Regions from separate parts of the Mus musculus genome. Here all the other regions are linked to region 3. A link is a loop called in an ENCODE intact Hi-C map of the cell type or tissue named here. Cell type or tissue: heart. All regions are shown on one strand.

Region 1 (8,000 bases), 370 kb before region 3:
CCATCCCTGCCTCGAATGCTGTCTTCTCCAGTCCCAGTGCCCACAAGTCACAACCATGTCCTTTCTCACCAAGCTGCCCCCACTGACTCCACCCTGGGCCTGCCTTCTCAGATCACCTCCCCCACATCCACCTTCCAGGCCCCAGGTTTCCCCCATTTTTCTCTAAAGTGGCAGGAAAACTCACCAGGAGAAGAGTGTGAGCAGGTGGTCTCCATGCTGCGGTACAGAGTTGCCATGGCAACAGCTTTCCGCCTGTGGTTGCACAGCTTGGTCATGTCCTCCTCTGATGCAGGCCCCACCCCAGCCCCACCCGGGGTCACCGGGGCCAGAGGGTCAAAGTTGAAAACCTGTAAGGTAGGAAGCATGGACAGGGACAGTGAGGGGGTGGGATCTCAGGGAGGCACGGTGGTTTGTAATTGGCTTATGCATTGAGTCTCTGGCACCCCCACAGCTCTGACCTTGGGTACATTAAGTGGACACTCCAGACCGCACTTGCAGGTCCCATCGCTGAGGAGGTAGCTACGGGTTTGCTCCAAGGAAGACAGCTCTGTGCCACTTGGGCTGGGAAAGAACAGGGTCACAAGTATGGGGTTAATCTCAGCCTATCTGGAGACACTTCCTAAAGGACAGTTAAATGCTTTCCTGGGAAGGGCAAGGCGGAAAGGACATGGGAAGACACAAAGAGTGAATGGATCCAGAGACGCAGAGATACAGAGAGCAACAAGGTGCCAGGAACCACAGCTCTGAGAGGAGGGGTGAGGGGACGAAAACTCTGAAAAGCCATACCTGATATAGTACACAGCACCTTCTCGCACACAGCGTTGCCACCCGATGGGGATGGGGACAGGCGTGGCGGCAGGGCCCCCAGCTCTGTCTGCTGCACTGCTCGCATTGTCTCCATTCATTGTGTGTGATGAGCTCCCCTGTGCCTGACAACACAGACATCCATGTGGGCACGAGGACGCTTACACCGGGCTGGGTACCTGAGGGAGAGTTCTGTCATACCACCATGGCTACCTGAACATCTCTGCAAACATTGTGGGATCCAGTCTAAAGCCGGGGCCACCAGCTTAGCCCACACCTGCAATACAAGGAAAGAGAAGGGCCTCTCAGTCTACCAACTCAAGAAACACCACAGCCCAGAGCACTCAAGGAAAGGACCATAAATAACATGACGTAGCGCCTGTAAGGACCTCAGGATCTGCTGGCCATGTCCACAACGGTCCCCTCCAAGCCCAGTCCCTAGAGACCAGAGGAGTTCAGCACCTCAACTCCCAAGGACCACAAAACCATTCCCTAATTTCTTGACATATGAAGGCCTAGTTCCCTTTGTCTAGGCACAGAAGACTTCAGCTAGGAGTGTGGGCAAATTCCCATAATGCCAGGCCACTAGGAAGTTTCCCAGTGTCTGGCCACTGCTGTGCCCTCCCCCAGGAAGATCATATAAAAAGTACAGATTGCCCCACAGGTCACCAAGCAATTGCCCAACTGCCTGGCAGGGTAGTGCCAGCTGAAATCCCCCCATGCCCACTCCATCCAACAATCTCGGATCTAATTCATTTGGACCTCCAAAGAGGCTGGAGCCAGAGCTCTGTCTTCCTCCAGGATCCTGAGAACTCCTGGTCCTCTCAAGCCGACGAAAAGGGGATTCATAATCCCCCACTGGCTTCCAATTAACAACAAGAAGCATTCCCTGACATGTAGGGACGGCCCTTAGACCTGCAAGTACCCCTCACCAACCTCACCATCGCTCCCGCCGCACACTGACGGCTTCCAAACTTTCCCTCTCATAACAAGGCGCCCTGTCACCCAGACTGCTTCCTTCAGCTCGGGGAGGAGGGGAAGGCAGGCGCACGAAGTAGGAAGGAACTTGGGGAGAGGGCGGGTGGAGGGTGGGCGAAGCACTGAAGGGAGCGAGGTCAGGAAGGCAGAAGTCAGGCACTTTGGGAGGAGAAATGGCGGGGGCAGGTGAGGGTGCGGGGCTGTGGATGGGGCCAGGGAAAGGGGCCGAAAGGACGCGGAGGGGGCAGAGGGTAGGGACAGAAGGGGAGGAGAGAGAAGGGAGGGGGAGGGGCGGGGGGGCCGGGCCCCGCACTCACCGCGGCCCATGGTTCGGCTGGCCCCGCCCTGCGCAGTCGCGGCCCAGAGGGTGAGTGGGAGGGGGTGGGAGGTGGGTCGGTGGAGCCCGAGCCTCCGGTACGGCCCCGGCCGGTCTTAGCAGGAAGCGCCGCCGCCGCCGCCGCCGCGGATCACCGAGCGGCCTCCCGCGCATGCGCCATAGGGGCCAGGGGCAGCCCTGGGGATTCCGTTCCCAGAAGGCACCGCGCAGGCTGCTACCGCCGCCGCCGTCGCTGCCGCCGCCACCGCCGCAGCCGCCGCCGCCGCCGCCGCCGCTGCCCGGACGGGAGAGGGGCGGGGCCGGGCCCCCGCCCAGCGGACAGCAGCGAGCCAACAGGAGGGGACGCAGTGCGCATGCGGGAGCGCGCCTACCCCTCCCCCACAACCCCCCATTAATCCCCAAGAGAACAAACACCCCACGCGGCCCCCCCCCACCCGCCCTCCGCGGAAGGATCTGGGCCTCTTCCCAGGCCACTGGTGGCCAATCCCAGTCCTCCCTCGGGAGGGGCCCCTTCCGAAGCCACAATCTGTTGGGGGAGTCAGGAATGTCAGGTCCGGGAGGGGCCAGCCCTAAAAGATGAAAGTCGCGACTTGCCCTGCCCCGCCCCAAAGGCTTCCCGGGTAGTGTGCAGAGACTTGACCCGCCTCTCCAGGTCAACATGTCACAACACGACCTCAGCCTGTCAAGTCACATGACCTCTGCCTGTCACTGACAACCTGGTCTGTCTTTAGGCCAGGAGAGACCATCTGGTCCAACCCACCCCCCACCTCTACTAACAGAAGGGGAAATGAAGGTCTGGAGCGAAGGAGCAGTCTGGCCAAGGACCTGTCACCGTCGCACCATCCAATAGCAACCGGTCTTGGTTCAGTTTCTACTTAAACTCTGGCTTGCCCCTCTTGAGTCTACGACAGACTATGTAATAGGCCACCACATGGCCTCTGTTTTCATGGCACAAAAAAAAAAAAATACGTTTTGCAAGATGTTTTTACTTTTACTCAAGTTTTCTCCACAGAGCTGCTTTTTACCTTTATCGTTGTTTAATTTACAAATGAGTAAGGTAGAATCCTTGGACAAATTAAACTAGAATCTGTGTTTCCTCTGATGACCCAGTCCAGGGCAATCATGCGTTCAAGTGCATGCACGTCCCAGGCTCTACTGTAGGTCGTGAACTCAGACAGCTAGAGGCAGGAGGCCAGCTCCTCAGCAGGGAGTCACAGGACTCGCTATCTCGGAGAAGGAAGAGGGTGGATACTGGGCTTAGTGAAGGGCGTAAGAGCATCACACAAAGCAGGGGTGGGATGAGGAGGAGGCAGCAATCTACACTCTGTAAAGAACTTCAATCCTAGCACGTAATGGACGATTCAGAAACAAGCGTTAAAGGTGCCTCTCTGAGAGAAGCGGGTGGACTATCAAGGAACTCAGTCTTTGGGACGCATTAGAAGGCTAAAAGAGGAGGAGAGCTCTTAAAAGATTCGAGGAGATGTCAATCCAGGTGAACAAATTGGAAACTTTAAAGAGGTTCCAGAGCCCCGGTGCCCATTAGCTGGGAGGGGCCAGGGAAAATGGGAGCCTTTCATGGAGGAGTAAGTTAAAGGTGATGGGAGGTGGGCAGACAAGTTCAGGAAGGACAGCCGTTGGGGCCGTTGGACACTGGGAGCTGGCGCTCCGCCCTCTTTCCTCTCTCCCCCATAGCCCCCCTCCCGCACCTCCCACCACCATCGACGTCCCCTGCGCGTGCGCGCGCGGACACCGGTTGCCAAACATTGCATCATCCCCGCCCCCCCATCCCCTCCCTCGCCGCGCTCTCCTCCGCGCGCGCGCATGACTCACTCACCTCCTCCGCGAAGCCGCGTGACCCAAAGCCACTTCCGGGTCCGAGACAACGTAGACTCTCAAGCCAGAGGGCGCGATGGGGGTGGGGCCGTGAGACTCCTGAGTGGCGGATGTAAGGGATGAGGCGGAGCCAGTGCCAGCGTGCCGCTTTCTGATTGGTAGGCTCCTGGACCCTGCCCCCCCCCCAGGAGGGGCCGGACAGCATAAAGGATACTCGCTCTCCGCTCTTGAGGTCAGTTATCTTGAGCCTAACACGTCGATTATATCATGTTGAAGATGAGCGGGTGGCAGCGACAGAGCCAGAATAACAGCCGGAACCTGAGGAGAGAGGCGAGTACTGGCTCCGTCTAACCCTTACCTTCCCATCCTGGCCAGCATAGCTATTTTATAAAGTTGGAGACAACTGTTCTGGAGGATGTAGCCCCACCCCTTCCACTGTAAGCTTGTAGACTGGGAAGGGTGAAGGCCGGGAATCCCTGATTCAGGAATGGTGCTTACAGGCCCTCTCTTGCATTGGGCGATTGCATTCCCGTTCCCTTGTCTCGAGTTGGTCCCCACTCTGCAGAGGGACTCCGGTTGCCTTCGGGAACTTGTCTCTGTAGTGCGAACTGCGGGCCAGCTTAGGCCTGGGCAGTTCGCAGGAAAGGCGGGGCAGCAGGACACACCCCCAAAGTCGGGGACTCTGGCTGTCTCAGCCTTTTCTTCACCAGCCTCATTCCCCCCAACTCTTTCAAGCTGAAGCGCCTCAGTCAAGGGGCCAACATGGCCACGTTAGTAGCTGACTCTCAAGTTCAAGAGAACGCGAAGACTGACAGATCTTTGCGAGTGGGGGTGCTGGTGGGAGGAGCATAGATGGGTTTTTCCCTTTTCCCCAGAGGTTTCTAGGTTTCCATACAAGAGAGCAGCCTGGATCTCTTTAACTATGGGAAATTATTTGGGATCTCTCCAGGGTCTTCTGCTTCTCCCAGGGCTGATTGATCTCTGCTTCTTTCCTCAGTCCCGTCTCCTAACTAAACTGTGTAACCATTGCGTCAGGCCAGCCCACTGTTTGTCTCTGCACCCTCAGGCCTGGGGCTCCTCTGCTGATGAAAGCCAGGTCCCACACACTGGAAGACCAAGGGAGTTTTCCCTAGAGGACAACCCTGCAGAGAAACACTCAGGGCAATATTGCATCTGCAGTCCCCAGAGACAGCCAGCTCCGCTCTGCCTTTAGGCTCAGTGGGCTTAATTCTCTATAAGGGAACTTGGGGGAGGGGCTTTTTCCCCATTCATTCCTAACAAATGCCTAATAAGCACCCACTATGTACCAAGTATCTGGGGACCCAGGGTATATTAGGAGCAAAAGATAAAACTGTTCTCAATAAAACTTACATTTCAGTATAAAGCAAAAGGGAAAAAAAAAACAAAAGCAGGGCAGAATAGTTCAGGGCGGTGACTAGAGGTTGTCATCAGAAGCCAAGCCTGTGAGCCAAGCCCCGGTGTTAGAGCTTTATAGAAGGGAGAGGCTGAGCAACAGAGTTAAGATAAGCATGCCATGCCGGTATCTTTAGGAACAGGACTAGAGTAAGCAGGAGAGGGTGATGAAAGGAAACTCAAGCAGCCGGTCTCATAGAGCCTTGCAAGCACCCTCATGATGCTAATCTTTAACAATCATGAAACAGGAAGCCATTGGGGGATCTGAGCAGAGGAATGATCATAGCACATGCATTTAATTCCAGCACTCAGAGAGGCAGATCTCTGAGCTCCAGGCCAGCCAGGGCTACATTATGAGACCCTGACTCAAAATAAATACAAAAACAAAGGGTTAGGTATGTAGCTCAATAGTACACTGCTTGCCTGGTATGTAGAGGACCCTAGGTCAACCCACAGCCGTGAAAATAAAGTAAAAGACAAGAATAGAAACAGGAGGTCTCAGCTGAACATAGTGGCACAGCCTTTAATCCCAGCACTTGAAAGGCAGGCAGATCTAAATTCAAAGCCAGAGAGTCTACAAAGCAAGTTCCAGGACAGCAAAAGCTACATAGTGAGACCCTGTCTAAAAGAGAAAGAAAGGAAAGGAAAGGAAGAAAGAAAGGAGAGATTTCAAAGAGGCTTCCAAAATAATCCAGGGAAAGAAATGTATGGTAAATTTATATCTGGAGCCAGGCAGTGGTGGTGCACGCCTTTAATCCCAGCATTTGGGAGACAGAGACAGGCGGATTTCTGAATTCGAGGCCAGCCTTGTCCACAGTGAGTTCCAGGACAGCCAAGGCTACACAGAGAAACCCTGTCAAGAAAAACCAAAAAAATAAATAAATGAAAAATAAAAAATTGCATCTGGAAATAATGTAGTAATGAGAAATACTTAGGTTTGGGGTACTTTTAAAGTTGTCAGTGCTTTAGGCTGAGCTGTGGTATCTGAGAAAGGGGCATCAAGGATACCAAAGTTTTTGGCTTTCAGCACCTAGAGTTGCCATTTAGTAAGAACTATACAGCCTTGGTAGGAAAGGCCTTTCATGTAAGCTGAACGCCTGCTCAACACTGCCAAGGAGCTGGAGATCCCAGAGCAGGTCTGCACTGAGGCTGCCAGTGGGGGGATGGAATCTGAGCAAGCACTGCTGAGTTTACTCTTCCTTCCCTCTAGTTCTGTCTCCCTTTGGCGGACTTGAGGTCTATCTGGGATTTAGAGAAAACTTAGTTGGCCAGGACTTTGCTATTATGTAATCAAGACGGCAAATGTCAGCAACTAAAAATAAAGTTAAGCCTGCCTCTGTCCTTGGAGTTGGCTTCAGGGACACACACGCTGCAAGACACACGCCTGTGTGTGTGTGTGTATTACAAGAGAAGAAATGGCTTCAGGGACACACCCGCTGCAAGACACACACACCTCTGTATGTGTGTGTGTGTATTACAAGAGAAGAACTGGAGCCTGGTCTGCAGAGTTGTTGAGTTCCAGAATTCCAGGATGCCCAGGGATGCACAAAGAAACCATCTCACAACCCATTTTAGAAAGGATCTAGAAAAGGGCTAGGAGGAGTTAGAAAGGATCTAGAGAGGGGCTAGGAGGAGTTAGAAAGGATCTAGAGAGGGGCTAGGAGGAGTTAGAAAGGATCTAGAGAAGGGCTAGGAGGAGGCTGGAGGTAAAGGACTGTTTTTTCCTTTTCTCCACAGTGTTCCAGAAGGAAGTGCATCTTCATACACCACCACACCTGAAAGCAGGTAATCTTGGCCACCCTCTCAGTCAGCTGCGAATGCTGCTCATGTTGCTTTGCTGGGGGAGAGTTAGACAAGGCCTTCATCTGAACAAGCTTTTGCTGTCAGACCATGTCTTTCTCTGACCCCATAATGTTGTTTGAGAGCTGGCTTTCGAAGTCAGCCTCAACAATGGCAATTGGTTTGTCTTCCCAACTCTCAGTCCACACCAAGATTAGACCCAAAGGACCTTTTGCCCAAGCTTCCCACACGAGAGAAAAAAAGAGTACAAATGGCCTGGTAATTGCCCCTGGAAATTACCAGTAGTGTTCCCAAGAGAGTTGAATACTTTTACTGTAATCCTGTAAGAATATATATGTATAGCCAAGCCCAGTGACTGTTCCTCTCTCAGAACTTGAGAGGATCCTGAAGTTATCTGTAGTAAATCCTTCTCAATAAAGGGTATGTTCTATCAGGTGTAGTGGTGCATACCTTTAGTCCCAGCACTTGGGAGGCAGAGGAAGGTAAATGTCTGAGTCAAAGCCAGCCTATTTTGCAGAGTGAGTTCCAGGGAAGCCAGAACTATATATACAGAGAAACCCTTTCTTGAAAATACACCCCCCACCCTCCAAGTTTTGTTTCCAGGAGCTAGAGAGATGACTCAGTGGTTAAGAGCACGTGCTCTTCTTGTAGAGGATCTAGTCTAACTCCCAGTACCCAAATGGCAGTTCAAAACCATCTATGACTCTAGTTCCCAGGGAATCCATTCCCTCTTGTGGCCTCCATGTCTACCAGGAACACACACACAGCACACATTCAGGCACTCACTTATATATGCATAGATAATAAAATAAATATATCTTTGGGAAAAAAAAAA
Region 2 (8,000 bases), 520 kb after region 3:
AACTCCTCAGGCAGCCAGGGGTTAATCATAAAGACTCCAGGGATCCTTGCTAAGCCTGGCTATCTGCAGGGTTCCAAGTATCCTCTCAAAAGGCATGACCCAAAGAATCACAGAGCTTTCTGCCTTAATCCCAAAGCATGTTATCTCCCCAAATTCCTCTGCCAGGATGGGTGGGGTGGGGTAGGGTCTCTCGTCTAGAAGCACACACTTAATTCTTGATGAGCCTTGAGACCTCTCAAACTACCTGTAATTTTTCTGCTATCTGGTGGGTTGAGTAAAAAGCGAAGTGAGGTGGGGGTAAGGGTGGATGCAATTAACCAAAATGATAAAATAATCTTGCCGGGTGTGAGCCTAGGGACAAGGTCTGAGTTGTCAGACTATCCCCGGGACCATGGGCGCAGCAGCAGACAGGCAGACTAACTTCGTTTCAGAAGATACAAACTTGCAAAGTTGGTTGTTTTTATTCCGCTGCCTCCTCCAGCCTCACAAACTTCTGCTCTAAATTCCTTTAACTCCAGAACCAGGTGCAAAAAGGCAGGAAAGACGCGGTGGAAGGAGAGGCGCTGAAGGGGGACAGAGGAATCTCGTTCCCCTCTTAAAGGAGAATTCTAAAACCAAGGGCGCTCCTGGATCCCTAGGAAAGGAAGTAGCTGATTCCCCAAAAGCACTTTTTTCCTACCTTCTTGTTGTTCTTGTTATAGCCAAAAGTCGAAATCCCAGGCCTGGAAGTCACTGATAGCAGCATTTTTTCTTTACTGTTACGGAGCTGAGAGAGAGAAAGAAGAGAGTGAAGGAAAGGGAGGGAGAAAGAGGGAGGGAGGAGGGGAGGGGGAAAGGAGAGGGAGAGAGGAAGGGAGGGAAAGAGGGAGGGAAGGGAGAAGGGAGGGGGAGGAGAAAGAGGAGAAAAGGAGCACGCAAGAGAGAGAGAGGGAGTGGGGGGGGGGCCTGCGGGGAAGAATGAGCTAGGTCTGCTCCTTACGTCACTGAGAGAAGTTAACCCAAAGTCAGAACGAGCCACTTCCACTGGGTCCTAATGCCCGGGATGTTCTGTTTTGGTTTTGGTTTTCATAGGCTTAGTTCAAGCTAGAAAGAAGAATTCTTAGGTCTAATCCTTTTCAAATGTAACCCTGTTTCTCCATGAACAAGTTCTGATTATTATGAAAAGACAATTAACCTATTATTAATAAAAGACAATGGTTTTTGTTGTTGTTTTGTTTTGATTTGAAGCTTTCTTTCCCTGAGATCTCAGCTACAAGATTTCAAACTTGGCCTGAAAAATGTCTTAGTAAGTTGCCAGGCCTATGCTCAGTTCCCAGATCTACATGGTAGAAGGAGAGAACCAGCTACCAAAAATTTTTCTCCCCCGACCCCAGCACCCAATGTGGCATGCCCACATATGCACATACAAAAAGAAATAAATGAAATAGTATATATATATATATATATATATATTTAAAGACATCAAGCTTAGTGTAAAAGGACCATCTTGACTGCCTCCCAGAGCATGGAAAGAAGACTATATGGCAATACCGTGTGTGAGAGCTCAGAGCTCAGACTAGTTTATATTAGGGTGATTTTTTTTTTTTTTTTTTTTGGTTTTTGAGACAGGGTTTCTCTGTGTAGCCCTGGCAGTCCTGGAACTCACTTTGTAGACCAGGCTGGCCTCGAACTCAGAAATCCACCTGCCTCTGCCTCCCGAGTACTGGGATTAAAGGTGTGCACCACCACGCCCAGGCCCAGCTTATATTAGGGTGATCTTGATGCAGTAAGAAAGATTTTGGAGTCTGGAGAGCTGGCTCAGGGGTTAAGAGCATGGCTGCTACTCCAGGAGAGCACAGCTGATTCCCAGCATCCACATGAGGTGACTCACAGTCACCTCTATGGCCACTAGCTTCCATGGATACCAGCATGCTCACACATGTGTGCTCTCTCTCCCTCTCCCACTCCCCCCCCCCATCATATACACATGCATACGTATATACACATACATAAGTACACAAAACACACACAGAGACACACATACACACACAATGTTTTATTTTTTATTTTTTGAGACAGGGTTTCTCTGTGTAGCCCTGAATGTTCTGGAACTCACTCTGTAGACCAGGCTGGCCTGGATATCTGCCTACCCCTGCCTCCCAAATGCTGGGATCAAAGGTGTGCACCCCCACTGCCAAGCTAATTTTTTTAACATTAAAAAAAAAGTATCTTGGAGCTGGCGAGATGGCTCAGTGGTTAAGAGTGCCAACTGCTTTTCCGAAGGTCCCGAGTTCAAATCCCAGCAACCACATGGTGGCTCACAACCATCCGTAATGAAATCTGACGCCCTCTTCTGGAGTGTCTGAAGACAGCTACAGTGTACTTACATATAATAAATAAATAAATAAATAAATAAATAAATCTTTAAAAAAAAAGTATCTTAAAATTAATAGGGCTGGTGAGATGGTTCAGTGGGTAAGAGCACCTACTGCTCTTCCAAAGGTACTGAGTTCAAATCCCAGCAACCACATGGTGGCTCACAACCACCCATAATGAGATCTGATACCCTCTTCTGGTGCGTTTGAAGACAGCTACAGTGAACTTATTCTAATAAATAAATCTTTTAAAAGAAAGAGAAAAAAGTAATTAATTAATTAATTAATTAATAATAATACAGAGAAACCCTGTCTCAAAAAACAAATAATAATAATAAGAAGAAGAAAAAGCATGGCCTAGGGATGGTGATACACTGCTTAAAGCTGGAACTCCAGCATGTATGAAGAAAGATCACCAAAAGCCTGAGGCCAGCCAAGGCCACAGAGTGACCAGTGACCGTAGGATCCACTGCAGAGCTTGAGGGAAAAGGCCAGCCTAGGCTATACTTTTTTTCACATGATAGTTCAGCAGGTAAAGGTGCTGAAAGATCTGGATTAATTCCTGGGACCCACGGGGTACAAGGGAGAAGAACCTACTCCTGAAATTTGTCCTCTGACCACCGTATGTGCTATAGTATACACTCACCAACACACACACACATACACACACACATTTTAAATGTAATAAAAGAGGACAAAAGTGAGTATGTTAAAAGCATATACAAATTAAATATACAATGGCAATAACTTCAGAGCCCTTGTTCCGTTCTGTCTGGGGTGACCGTTCCCAGCGCGAAGGCATCATCCCGAGACCAAGTCCACGCACCTCGCACCTCGGTGCTTTTGAACAAGTGGAAGCTTTACATTTTGTTATTATTTATTTACTTATTTATTTTTGGTGATCTCGGGAATTCAGCATGCTAAGCACGCACTCTCCCAAGCACTAAGCCAAGCCTTCAGCCCATGTGAGAGCTATCTTACTTAACTTTATGATTAATTTAATTACTTGTTGATGTAAGATAGGGTCTCACTCTGTAGTGCTCACTGACTTCAAACTCCGCATCTCCCTGTCTCCTTAGTGTGCTATTACTGGACATACATGAACGATCGCCCCCCCCCCCCCCCCGTTTTGTTTGGTTGGTTTAGGTTTGGCTATGTTGTTTGAGTGTGCTAGAGGATCAAGCAGTCTGCCAAAGAGACACAGTCCCACACTTCCAGCATATACTTCATCCTCTTTTTTAACAGTTAATGTGTTTAACCGTTTATGAGTATTGTGTGCCACATGTGTTCCTGGTGGTAAGAGCTAACTACTTCACATGTCTGAAACCTTTTTTAAAAAATTATATTTATTTATTTGGTTTTTCCAAGACAGGGTTTCTCTGTGTAGGAACACGGGTAAGAAGTCTGAAGTGGGCATCAGACTCCCTAAAACTGGAGTCACAGATGCTGGTGAGCTACCGTGTGGGTGCTAAGAATAAAGTCTGGGTCCTCATAGCTCTTAACCACTAAATCAACTCTCCAGTCTTGTTTGGTACGTTTTTTTTTTTTTTTCAAACAGGGTCTCATGTAGCCCCGGCTGGCTGGCTGGCTGGCATTGATTTCCACCTAACCAAGAAAAAAAAAAAAAACAAACCCTGAACTCCTAACCTTCATGCTGCTCTCCTGAGTGATAAGTTTCCTGCATCATCTTGCCCAGCTGTTGGACTTTTTAATCTATTATTTCTTAGCCCTTAAGACCCATGAAGCTTAAACAAGGATAAAAACTCACCAGGTGTGGAATTTATGGCCAAGCCAAATGACGTTCACAGAGTCCTCTCTGAGCTGTCAAACAGACAAATCGTAACTCTTTAAAAAGCATGTTTCACAAAGAAAGAAGAGTATAACTTAAGTATCAAGAATCTCACACAGCTGCAGTAACACTCACCTCCAATATGCCCTCCAAGGAGGAGTTGGAACAGGAAAAGAAAACTTACAAGTGATACCAAAGAAGCCTATCCATCCACCTAGAACAGGGAGGGAGACTGAATGCCTTCAGAGCCCCTCCTCAGGCCTCCCACTGCTGCCACACACATTCTCCAGAAGTAAATTAACTCCGTCTTTGTCACAACAGACCTCAAGCCCAGACTCTCTCTAAAACAAAGCTCTGCTCTCTGTTTTTCCTGCGGCTGCTTTGCTGTGATAACGAAACAGACAGTGCCGGCATGCTGCAGAATAAATACGTGCACGGCTACCACCCCCAATTCCTAACTTTCATTTCCAACAGGACAGGAAGTGCCTGCTCAACTCAAGGGACACAGGAAGGGTGGGAACAGCCTCAGTGTGGAAATTGCAACTGAGAATGGATATGGGAGCCCAATACAGTAAATAAGTAAATAGCATCTCTCAGGGAGACCGAATTTTTCAGGAACTTCCTTTTCTATCCTCAGAAGTTTTCATTCATAATATCCCAACTCCTTCTTGTTTTAGAACAGTCATCCTAATGGATATAAGAAAGAGGGTTTCTTTCTCTTATATCTCATATATATGGATATATGAGACAGGGTTTCTCTGTATAGCCCTGGCTGTCCTGGAACTCACTTTGTAGACCAGGCTGGCCTCGAACTCAGAAATGCCTCTGCCTCCGGAGTGCTGGGATTAAAGGTGTGCGCCACCCCCACCCCCCAGCTTCCTTTAAACATTTATTGTTTGTGATGAAAACATTAAACTTTTTTTCTTTCCAGAGGCAAGATTTTGTTAACATTCTAGTCCAGTCCCTCAACTCACAAGCTAACTGACACTAAGAAAACTAACTAGTTCACACGTCAGAAAAATTTTTTAAATTATATATATATATACTATTTTTTAAGACAGAATTTCTCTGTGTAGCCCTGGCCATCTTGGAACTAGCTTTATAGACCAGGCTAGCCTGAATCCAGAGATTCACCTACCTTGGCCTCCCAATCCTGGGATCAGAGGTATGCACCACCACTGCCTGGCTTTTTTATTTATTTGTGTGTTTGTGTGTACATATTCAAATTCCATAGTTTGTTTGTAATCACAGAAGAACTCTCAAGAGTTGTCACTGGCTGGGCTGGGCGTAGTGGCACATGCCCTTAATCCCAGCACTTGGGAGGCAGAGGCAGGCAGATTTCTGAGATTGAGGCCAGCCTGGTCTACAAAGTGAGTTCCAGGACAGCCAGGGCTATACAGAGAAACCCTGACTTGGGGGGGTGGGGGAGTTGTCACTGTAGAATTGGGAGCAGAACGCCCATGGAGGGAGTTGCAGAGACGAAGTTTGGAGCTGAGATGAAGGGGTGGACGGTATAGAGACTGCCATATGCGGGGATCCATCCCATAATCAGCCTCCAAATGCTGACACCATTGCATACACTAGCGGGATTTTGCTGAAAGGACCCTGATATAGCTGTCTCTTGTGAGACTATGCTGGGGCCTGGCAAACACAGAAGTGGATGCTCACAGTCAGCTATTGGATGGATCACAGGGCCCCCCAATGGAGGAGCTAGAGAGAGTACCCAAGGAGCTGAGGGGATCTGTAACCCTATGGGTGGAACAACAATATGAACTAACCAGTGCCCCCCAGAGATCGTGTCTCTAGCTGCATATGAATCAGAGGATGGCCTGGTCAGCCATCAGTGGAAAGAGAGGCCCATTGGTTCGTGCAGACTTTATATGCCTCAGTACAGGGGAACACCAGGGCCAGGAAGTGGGAGTGGGTGGGTGGGGGAGTGGGGGGGGGGAGAGTGGAGGGTACTTTTGGGATAGCATTGAAGATGTGAATGAAGAAAGTACCTAATTAAAAAAGAAAAAAAAAAAAGAGTTGTCACTGGTTTCCTCCAGCCACCTGTGGGAGGGGAGACTGGACTCAGGTCCCCAGGCCAATGCACCTCTACCTGCTAAGCTATTTTACCAGCCTTCATTTGAGATAGTCCCTTGTATCACTTCTCCACCTTTTGGCTAAGATCAAGTGTAGCAATAGTCCCTTGTATAAGGGCCGGGCCTTTTCTCCTTTGTAAAATGGAGTAAACAATTACCTATTTCCTGTACGTGTAAGTGAAACAAACTGAAGCAACAAGTAAGCAACCATAAGAAGTTCTGGAGCTCAGAGAAAGCTTCCACATCAGCCCATTATGATTAGTTACTGTCTCCCAGGCTGTATCCTTTTGAGTACCATGTAACCAACATTTGAAGACCTTAAGTGAACACTGCCAAAAACTAGCATCTTAGTTACATCCAAAGCTATACTATGGGCTGGCAAGATGGCTCAGCTGGAAAGATACTTGTTGCACAATCCTGAAAACCTGGGTTCAAAACCTGGAATCCACAGAAAGAAGAACCAACTCTTCAGAGTTGTCCTTTGGTCTGCATGCACACGTCATAGCACATGTTGGTCTGAGTGCACACACACACCAAATGATGATAAACATAAACTAATACTAAGATCATCCTAGGACTCCTGGGACTTCCTCCCCTACCTTTTTTTTTTTTCTTTATATTTTGTGTATGTGAGTACACAGTCACTGTCTTCAGACACACCAGAAGAGGGCATCGGATCTCATTACAAATGGTTGTGAGCTACCATGTGCTTGCTGGGAATTGAACTCAGGACCTCTGGAGGAGCAGTCTTAACCTCTGAGCCATCTCTCCAGCCCCCCTACCCTACTTTTTTATCTCTTTAGATGGTGGCTCAAATCCTAAGCAAGATTCCTCCTCCCTGTGGACTTTCTCGGTTTTTCTCTGATGACTCTCCCCACAATGCAGCTGCTCCCGGACCTTCACTGATAGATCTGCCTGCTTTCTTAGATCCTAACTTACAAGACATAACTTTTTTCTTCCTCTCTCCACCTCCCTTCTCCCAATCTCTGCCAAGACCCATAGCCTGTTGCCCTCCTGTTTTCCTCTCAAATACTGATAAAATGGAGCTGGAGCTTCAAAAGAGAAACAAAGATTAAAACAGGAATGATGACACACATGTGTAAACTCAGCACTCGGGAGGTAGAAGCAGGAGGATCAGAGGTTCAAGAGTATCCTCTGCTTGCTACATGGTGAACTTCAGACCAAAGGCTACTGAAATGTCTCAGGAAAAGGAGGAGAGACAGCAGTTAAATCCTGAGATGCATAAGAGCCGTCCTTCCCCCTAGATACACTGCTCGCTTTTATAGTCTGTCCAATACGCTTAGAGCCACAAAAGTAAAGTGATCCAGTTGTACAAACTGATATAAAAGTTAGGTCAAAGGGCATAAGCAACACTTGCTGGAAGCTGCAGTTCTGGTGAATTACATACACATTTTTACATTGCTGGATGTCAAACCCAAATCCAACATTGAGCATCTACCTGTGAGCTTCATCCTAGTAGATTTTTATACTTTTAAAAGGAGGTATAGAGTTTTGTGGAGGAGATGGGGAAGAGAGCAGGGTTCTGTGGCTCTGCTGGAGAAGTACAGGAGAGGAAGAAGACTTCCGACCCTCTGGCATGTGTGTTCTGACTCCTTCCTGTCTCTCTTTATATTGCTCTTGTTTTCCAACATTTAATCAGTTTCTAATTCTTAGTTCTCATGAGCCCAGCACTAGGGTTCTTTCTTTATTGTTTTCTTTTGCTTGTTTTTCCTTGTGAGGGTTTCTCACTACGTTGCTTAGTCTGGTTCCCAG
Region 3 (8,000 bases):
CTGCCATGGTGCCACCTTATGATCTTGGAATGGCCCCTGATGCTTCCATGCAACTCAGCTCAGATATGGGGTAAAGAGCTTGAGAGACGGGAGGGGACTGGCCTGTGCGCAGGCTTTCAGCGTAGCCAGCCGGTCGGCCGAGCAAGCTGGCCTTTTCAGACTGAATTTTCCTTTCTCGGAGGCAGGGTGTGGGGTTATCTGGGAGGGCTCGCACTGGAGTTTGTTTTCTTTCCCCAGGTATCCTCCACAGTCCATCCACTCATTTCAGAGCCTAGAAGAGTCCATGAGTGTACTGCCATCTTTTCAGGAGTAAGTCAGATGCGGTGGGGCAGCGTCCCGTCACAAGCCATGAATTGCCAGGCTTTGCGGAAGCAGCCCAGGCTGAACTCCGTCCTCCATGTGCTTGTGGGAGTGATGTCTAAGACTCAGAAGGCCAGGGTTAGAGGTCCTAGCCTCCAGCAATAACGATAATGACGTTATGGTGAAGGTTACACGAATTCATAATGTGTGTAGGCCCGAGCTGAGCGCTTACAGCAAACACTGCTAGCATATTCTCTCTCACCTGTGAAATTTACAGCAACTTATTTGCCGTATATTTGCTGTATTGCTGTGGTGCTGGGGCCTAAGCTCGTGCTAAGGACTGAACATGTGCCAAGCGCGTGCTCTGCCACTGACGACATCCCAGCAGCTGGGGTGATTTATTATTTATTAATCTTTTTTAATCCTAAAAATGATGCAGACTTTTTCCTTCCTCGAGTACCTTGGTGGTTTCATCAGCTCTATCTGACTTCTAGGGTTTGATGTGGGGTGGGCCTAGGGAACAGAATACCTATCGTTCAGACTGGACACACTGGAAACTCATACTATTTTACGGGGGGGAGGGGGGCGGGGGGACCTGATCTCAGAGCACAGTCAGTGAGATGCTAAGTCAAGACTTAGCATGGCAGCTTGTTTCCTGACTCATGTCTTGACTTTTGAATTCTCATTCTCTCTCTTTCCTCTCTCTCTCTTTCTGCACCCGCTTTTCCTTCCTGCTTCCAGGCCTCACCTGCAAATGCCCCCCAACATGAGCCAGATAACCATGCCCTTTGACCAGCCTCACCCCCAGTAAGTGACAAAGCCATTCCTGGCCCCACCCTCTCTGTTCTTCCCTTGCCTACCCCACCCCTCCTAATTTCCTCTTCTGACCCCTGGCAGGGGTCTGCTGCAGTGCCAGTCCCAGGAACATGCTGTGTCCAGCCCTGAACCCATGCTTTGCTCAGATGTGACTATGGTAGAGGACAGCTGCCTAACTCAGCCTGTGGGAGGTTTCCCCCAAGGCACCTGGTGAGTAGCAACCCGGGAGTGAGGGCTGAGACAATGGGTGCTGTGCCTGCTCCCCTACTTCTCCCTCCTCTTTGCAGGGTCAGTGAAGACATGTACCCTCCCCTGATGCCTCCCACTGAACAGGACCTCACCAAGCTTCTCCTGGAGAACCAAGGGGAGGCAGGAGGGTCCTTAGGAAGCCAGCCCCTCCTGCAACCATCTCCTTATGGGCAATCAGGGATCTCACTGTCCCACCTGGACCTAAGGACCAACCCCAGCTGGTGATCCCAGCTGGAGAAGCCCAGAAACAAAGCCTCTTCTGTCTCTATGGACCAGCTCTGGACACCTGCTCATGCAGGTGCCTTCCGTCTCAACTGTTCCTTGGTCAAGAGAAAAGAACTGGCTGGGAGACCATGTGGTGTATGGAACTGCTGTGCTCTGTCCTTCCTGCCATATCAGGGCCCCCCTTTTCCAGCACTGGGTGCAAAGGGATGAGTGGGGTGTTAATGCTCGAATGTGATACAACTGTATCACAACACACACGCACACACACATACACACACACCAGAACTGTGTTGAGCCAGGGCCTGGGACTCAACATACAGAAACATAGAGACATTGTGCCAAAGACAGAGGGCATATAGGCCTAGGGCATTGAAGCTGGGCTCAGGTGACTCTGGGAGGGAGAAAAAGGAAAAAGTGGGTATACAGTCACTGGTGTGAGTTCTACCCAGATTTTAAAAAACAAGACTCCAAAGCTCCAAATTCTTGCAAAAAAAGATGCCTAGTGACATTTGAGACTGCATTCTAAGAGCTAAGCTTGTGTATAGCTGTACCAATGTTTACCCAAGACATGTTAACCTATAGAAGTCACACATCACTGTATGACCGCACAGAACATGTATCTTCTGCTTTTGCCAGTGTGACCTTAACATATCTGAAAGGCTGAGACATTGTATAAGACAGCAACCCAGTATCATTTGGGGAGTAACTATGTGGCTGTGACATGCATAAAGCTCTAGCCTGGGTAACTTGATGCTTCCAGTGTTTCCTAGAGCCTGGGATATAAGTAGGGATGCAGACCTCTCTGTGTAAACTCCCTGGGCGTTGAGGCCCTCAACTGCTGTCTCTTGTACTTTTCTGTCCACTGCCAGCTCTGCCCCCCTCCCCCGGCTCTTACCCAGTCCTTTTTCCCTCACTGGAGGGGAAGGGGGCCATGGATCCTAAGCCATAAAATAAATTTTATTCCAAAATAACAAAATAAATAATCTACTGTACACAATCTGAAAAGAAAGACACGCTAAGTGTTCGACAGGTGCTGCAGTCCTGCCGGCTGAGGAGGCCCAGGGTCCAACCCAGGCCTCTAAGGGGCTGGTGGAGGGAACTTCGGGGCACCCTCCCACACAGTGCTGAGAGAAAGGTCTGCGGGGAGGGGGGAGATAAGAACGGGTGGGCAAACTGCAGCACTTGTTAAATTAAAGAAACAAACTAGAAGCACGAAAAATGGGGATGGGGAGGGGAGACCCAGTTTTCCCAAGCCCCCAGTCTCAGAGTGAAGGTTCCACTGTAAGTCGCTAGACCTTCCTGGGGAAGTTCTTTCTCCGTGTCCAAGTGAAGTAGTTCAGCTGCTCACACCACTGCTGGCCACCTGGAGAATATGTGTGTGTGTGTGTGTGTGTGTGTGTGTGTGTGTGTGTGTGTGTGGTATGAGAGAAAGGAGAGCCCCAGCAGGCTGGAGGCAAAGTCCGTGCCCCTAAGCCGGGTGAGGGCACACCTTGCACCGTCCTTGTGTCCTCTGGCCAGGCCCCTGCCTGTTATTGCTTGAAGCCCCATAGTCCTGTGCCCATGGGGCGGATGGGAGGCAGAGGGCAGCAGAAGGATCCTTCTAGGGTAGTGGCGAGTGCAAGGATGGAGAATGTGGGGGTCTAAGTGAGCCAGAAGTCTGGGTCCTGGGTCTGAGACTTCCCCCACTTTCACTGCCGGCTGGCTTCTGCCTCCACTTTAACGCTGCTCCTGCGGCCCTCCACCAGAGCAGGATGAGGTCCCGGGGCAGGGCAGCGGTCCAGCAACCCCTCCTCGAACTCTGTAGGAAAGAGGTGTAGGTTGGTTAGAACACTGGGTTGGAGGCTGAGCAGAAGCGTTGTTATGAGGCCAGGCACAGAAAAATGCGAAGACAGCTCCATTTATTGAATTACTGCCTCCTGCCCACTGCATGTGTATGGGGGTTCCGTACCCAAGCGTATGCAGCTCCCCCTCCTAGTTTGGTTGTGTGTAGCTCTCTGTCTCTGTGTGTCTCTCTTCCCTGTCTCGCCCGCCTCTGCTCTGCTGGAATTTCTGGTTCTGTCAGGAGCTGCGGGGGCGGCTTGGCTCTGACCTCTCTCCCTCCCCCTCCCCCTTCCCAGGCCCAGCCACCCCCCTCCACTCACCTCGGGTCCCCTCCCAGGTCTCGCCCTCCCTATAAGTGCTCCCCGAGTTTTTGGTAGCCAAATCAGGGGAAACACAGGAAGCTAGACTCCCAGCTCCTCCCTCAAGAGAAGCACCCCCTTCAGTCCCCGCCCCCACTTCCCACCCACGCACAGTTTAAAAATACCAAGCCAGGGTTGGTGGCTTTGCCTGCGGCGTCACTCTCAGCCCAGCGGCTGCCCGGCCCTCTCCTTTCCTATGCACACATAAAGTGCCCAGTTTGGGCTCCTTGGTTTCCAAGCTGGGGAACCCTATCCCCACAACTCCCAGCGATTCCATCCCCTGCATTAGGTAGCTCTAGCCAGGCCTCCCTTACTGCTGTCTCCCCTGTTCACCTTCACCCCTCATTCTGTTCTCTGCTCCTTGGTCAAAGATCCCCACCTGAATCAGACCCTCCCACTTGGAAATAACCCAGTAGTAGCTTGCCCTGTTCAAGGTCTGGCTAGCTGGAGCTCCTCCTACTGTTCTGACAGCTGTATCCCTCTTCCTCCCTCTGGTCCTAGAAAATGAGGACCCACATGGGGGCCTGAGTAACTGGGGTGTTTAGGGACAGCACTGCTGGCTGCCTCACCTGCGAGAGGCGGCTTCGCAGGCACACAGGGGCTGAGGCGGCCCACACGATCATGGGAGACGAGGCGGGCGAGCCGCAGCCCCTCATCCATCAGTGTCTGCTGCAAGATGTGGCGGCTCCATAGCCCATGCGCTGGCAATGCCAGGGGCAGGTCAGCAGGGGGCGGCGTCAGCCTTGGGCACGACCCCACAGCTGTGGGCATGGGCACTGGTCAGGTCAGGGGCTGCTGCCAACAATACCCACCCTCAACCGACAGTCATTCCCATAGGCTCCTCTGTCCCCATCCAGCCAGGCCTCCCAACCCTGTTCCAGGCAGTTGACACCTGGCTCATTCCTGCAATCCACCCGCCCCACTTCCACCGCCTCCCAAAGCAGAGAAAGGTGCTCTAATGCACACTCACCCTGCAAGTGGCCATCCAGGCTCTCCCCAGACAGACTGGCGCTGTCCTCCTCTAGGCTGGGGCGGTATGGGGGTGCATAGGACTCAGGGCCTGGAGGAGGCTGCTGGATTTCATTGTGACTCTGTTCTCCAACCTGTGGATGCCCAAAATTTGGAAAATAAGGACTCACCAAGGCAGTGGTTGGGGCAGGCTGCCGTTCCCTGCCCCCCAAACTCTACCTCTTGTTTCAGTTTCTTCAGTGGTGGGCCTCCCAATTCTTCAGAGTGAAGCCTGCAAAAAAAACGGAGAAAAAAAAATGAGTGGAATTAGGAAGGGCCCCACAACTCCACAACCCACGGGGTGCACAATCCGGCCAGGAAACATGCAGTACTTAAAACTGCAGGAAGAAGCTGGTTGGACAGGAGTTGGAAGTCCAATCATTATGGGGGGCGGGGGGGTTGGGAACAGAGAGCAAGCTTCAGACAAGTTTAAGTTGAGTTGGCAAGGTGAAGACATGCAGGTGGGTGGGAAGCAGGCCTAGAGCCGCCTGAGCCACAAGTGGGGAGAGCCAAGTCCTTGGCAGGATTCCAACCAAATGGCCCTGGGGAAGAGGGGGGAGGGGGTCTCACCTGGATCCCTTCAAGGAAGAAAGATAGGTGCTCTCTCGGGCTACTTGTCGGGACAGTGAGAAGAGTTCTACCCTTCGCAGTAAAAGAGTGTTGTCCCTCATGCAGAACTGGGCAGCAGCCTCGTTGATGGTCAGCTGTGGCAAGAGGACAGCCAATGTGAGTCCTTGACTTTCCTACTGTTTTTTTTCCCCTTTACCACCACTGGGAGGTCCATCCAAAGACTGTCTGCTTTAAATAATACCCAGGAACTGCCTGTACTTAAAGACAGGGGTGGGGATATTGTCCCTATCAGGGCCTCCTGCACCTAGGATGTGAGCAGTGCGGGGCTCACTGCTATTATCTCAGCTTCCCTTTGGGTGACAAGAACGTAAAGCAGCAGCAGGGGTTGGGTATGTGTGAGTGTGGGGAAGGAGCTTGGGTGGTCGTGGGGACAGTCATACAGAGGTGGAAGACGGAAGAAGTCTCAGAGGCAAGTGAACTGAGCCCCAGGAGTGAAGGGCAGCCTTGAGGACCCGGGGTCCTCACCTCATGCAAGCTAAGCTGTTTGCCCTCCCGCCTTTTGGAGTCCAGGCGGCCGTAGATGACGCTGTACTTCCGGATCTCCTCTTCCTTCTGGGCGTCATGATCGTCCATCTCAAAGATGTGCCCCACGCTCCGCGCCAGCTTCTTATTCAGCTTCAACAGGGATGCGATCTCTCCAGTGTCACCCCTGGGGAAACTCCGGAAGATCCTCTCCACACTCTCCACCACCATTCGCACCATCTCTGGTTCCAGGCGGTCTGGACCACCCCCTGCACCACCAGCTGCCACCCCCCCAACCCCAGGCCCTTCAGAGACTCCTCCCCCTGCAGGTGGGGAGAAAGGGGGAGACCCGGCCTCCTCTTCTCCCCCTGCTCCAACATCAGATTCTGGAGTGCTCTGGCCTGGCCAGATCCGGGGATCCCCTGCCCCAGGTCCTCCAGGGAGTGGCGACAACTTCTCTCCAAGTTCGAGGGGACTCTTGGGGCTAAAGCTTCGAGCACTGCCCGCCTTTTCTCCTGGGCTGCCGTGCCCATTGCTCATGCTCCCTTTCCGGGTACCAGCTGTCTCAGAGATCTTGAAAAGTGGGATGCTGGAGACGGGCACAGCAGGCACTGGTTGGCTGAAGAGCCCTGGATTGGTGGCCCATTCTCTCAGAGCCTTCTGTAGACGTCGGACATGGAGTGGTTTGGTGGCCATGCCCACGAGTGCCATGATTTCCAGGAACTCCTCCTCGCCAGCCTCACACAGCTGCTGTACATCATCTCCTCCCTGCTGGATGAAGGTCTCGTAGTAAGAGAGGAGGTTGGCGCGTTGCAGGACCCGATACAGCTGTAGCTCACCCAGTGTCCGAGGCAGTGCCATGGCTGGGGCACTTGCCCTGAGGAGAAAGGGCAGGAGAGAGGCAGTGAGTATGAGTGCCCTGCTGGGGTACCAACCCACACTAACAACTGCCCTCTTTCCTGGACAGTGCCCTCCGATCCCCAGGAGCACAGAAGGCCGGTTGCCCGACCTAAGCTATCAGGAAAAACGCTTACCTCGTCTTTTACTTTGATCTTTCTGGTCTGGGCAGCACCATCTTGAGCCCTGAGACTTTTCATAACTTCCCTGAAATGGCTGGACCCACTTCCCTCCCAACTAAGTCCTTACCTCTTCCCCCTAAATACTCAGCAGCCTCAACATTACTTAATGTAACATCCCATATTAAAGTTAACTTAGAATACTAAGAGCTATTGCTGGCAGCTGTACTCCTTGGCCAGGTAGCTGAGAGGGAGGGGTGTGGCCTCTTCCTTGGCATTTAGGGAACCTGGTAGACCCTTGCTCCTGTTCTTCGCTTCCAAGGATTAAAGCACCCTTCCTAGACTCTGTCCCAACTTTCCAAAGGCTGCCCAGTTCCCTTCAGTTACCCCCTCTCCTTTGATTGATCCTTCCTACTATTCAGCAGGCCCCTCTCTTCTGGGAAAGGGGGAGGGAAGCCTTGATTGTTCTGCTCTGGGGCCCTTCTTCCCACACACTCCCACAGTAGCAGCGTCTGTGGGCGAAAACCGCCTGGGGGCTCCCGCCTACTCTCCTCTCGCTTGTTTTCCACCCTTATCTTCGACAAGGGAGTGCGGGAGAGGTTGAAGGTCTCTTGAGGAAGGGGCTGCACCCCTCCTCACCCTGTGAATGGTCATTTCACGGACAAGGGAGGCCTGAAGCACACCCCCTTCAGGCCCGCAGATGCTTAACTCAAAGGAACCACCTTCTCCCGGATGCCTGCTAATGACACACTGAGACAGCTAAGAGCCGCCACCCCTCACACTGTTGACAGATCAAGCTCTGGAGCTTCCCCTGGCTGGGGGGACATTCTTTGCAGGGGGCTCATGTGCCAGGTTATGCCCACTGAGTAAACCTGGAGTGGAAAACGAGGCAGTACTCTATCGTATCCAGGTTCATCGGGTCTTTGTTTGCTTCCAGGATCCCCTATTTCGAATACTCACCCCCTTTTCCATCAGTCTCCACCTCCCACCTCCGTCCCGCTTCCCCACGTCCTCTTTTCGACCTCCACCCTTTAGACCCCATTCCGGAGTCCAACTCCACCCATCTCCACTCCCTGCCACCTCCTTTTGCCCACTAACTTGAATCTGGGTTGCG

Evidence for each region. A loop is a pair of places that touch in the nucleus more often than their neighbours do. Peaks named below come from ENCODE experiments on the same cell type or tissue, not always from the same donor. Only the 100,000 strongest peaks of a DNase experiment are listed, where the experiment ranks them.
Region 1: it touches region 3 in a loop (2.3-fold over the local background); 3 of 42 quality-filtered maps call a loop at or near these places.
Region 2: it touches region 3 in a loop (2.1-fold over the local background); 2 of 42 quality-filtered maps call a loop at or near these places.

Annotation. Positions count from the first base shown.
Region 1 is chr10:127,286,610-127,294,609 of GRCm38, forward strand. It overlaps Mbd6 (methyl-CpG binding domain protein 6), which reads right to left and starts at 2,409. Exons shown (of 13, transcript NM_001347171.1): 1 at 2,100-2,409; 2 at 1,018-1,081; 3 at 787-929; 4 at 459-561; 5 at 185-347. The coding sequence starts at 905. Ddit3 (DNA-damage inducible transcript 3) reads left to right here and starts at 4,184. Exons shown (of 4, transcript NM_007837.4): 1 at 4,184-4,282; 2 at 7,103-7,150. In heart, no CTCF peak of the experiment used is centred here; DNase peaks (open chromatin) are centred at 2,422, 2,522, 3,322, 3,962 and 5 weaker places; H3K4me3 peaks cover 7,094 bases; H3K27ac peaks cover 6,666 bases.
Region 2 is chr10:128,175,671-128,183,670 of GRCm38, forward strand. It overlaps Rbms2 (RNA binding motif, single stranded interacting protein 2), which reads right to left and starts at 898. Exons shown (of 13, transcript NM_019711.2): 1 at 680-898. The coding sequence starts at 745. In heart, no CTCF peak of the experiment used is centred here; DNase peaks (open chromatin) are centred at 981 and 4,591; H3K4me3 peaks cover 3,068 bases; H3K27ac peaks cover 3,364 bases.
Region 3 is chr10:127,658,392-127,666,391 of GRCm38, forward strand. Stat6 (signal transducer and activator of transcription 6) reads left to right here. Exons shown (of 22, transcript NM_009284.2): 18 at 1-70; 19 at 238-309; 20 at 1,042-1,107; 21 at 1,198-1,326; 22 at 1,404-2,596. The coding sequence ends at 1,590. It overlaps Nab2 (Ngfi-A binding protein 2), which reads right to left. Exons shown (of 7, transcript NM_008668.2): 1 at 7,985-8,000; 2 at 5,874-6,747; 3 at 5,349-5,482; 4 at 4,959-5,010; 5 at 4,741-4,873; 6 at 4,340-4,531; 7 at 2,527-3,388. The coding sequence ends at 3,279. Among named protein-coding and RNA genes, the nearest start is that of Nab2, 4.3 kb to the right of the region's middle. In heart, CTCF peaks have their summits at 4,488 (motif pointing right) and 7,570; DNase peaks (open chromatin) are centred at 3,290, 3,830, 4,460, 7,510 and 6 weaker places; H3K4me3 peaks cover 4,357 bases; H3K27ac peaks cover 4,312 bases; H3K27me3 peaks cover 1,064 bases.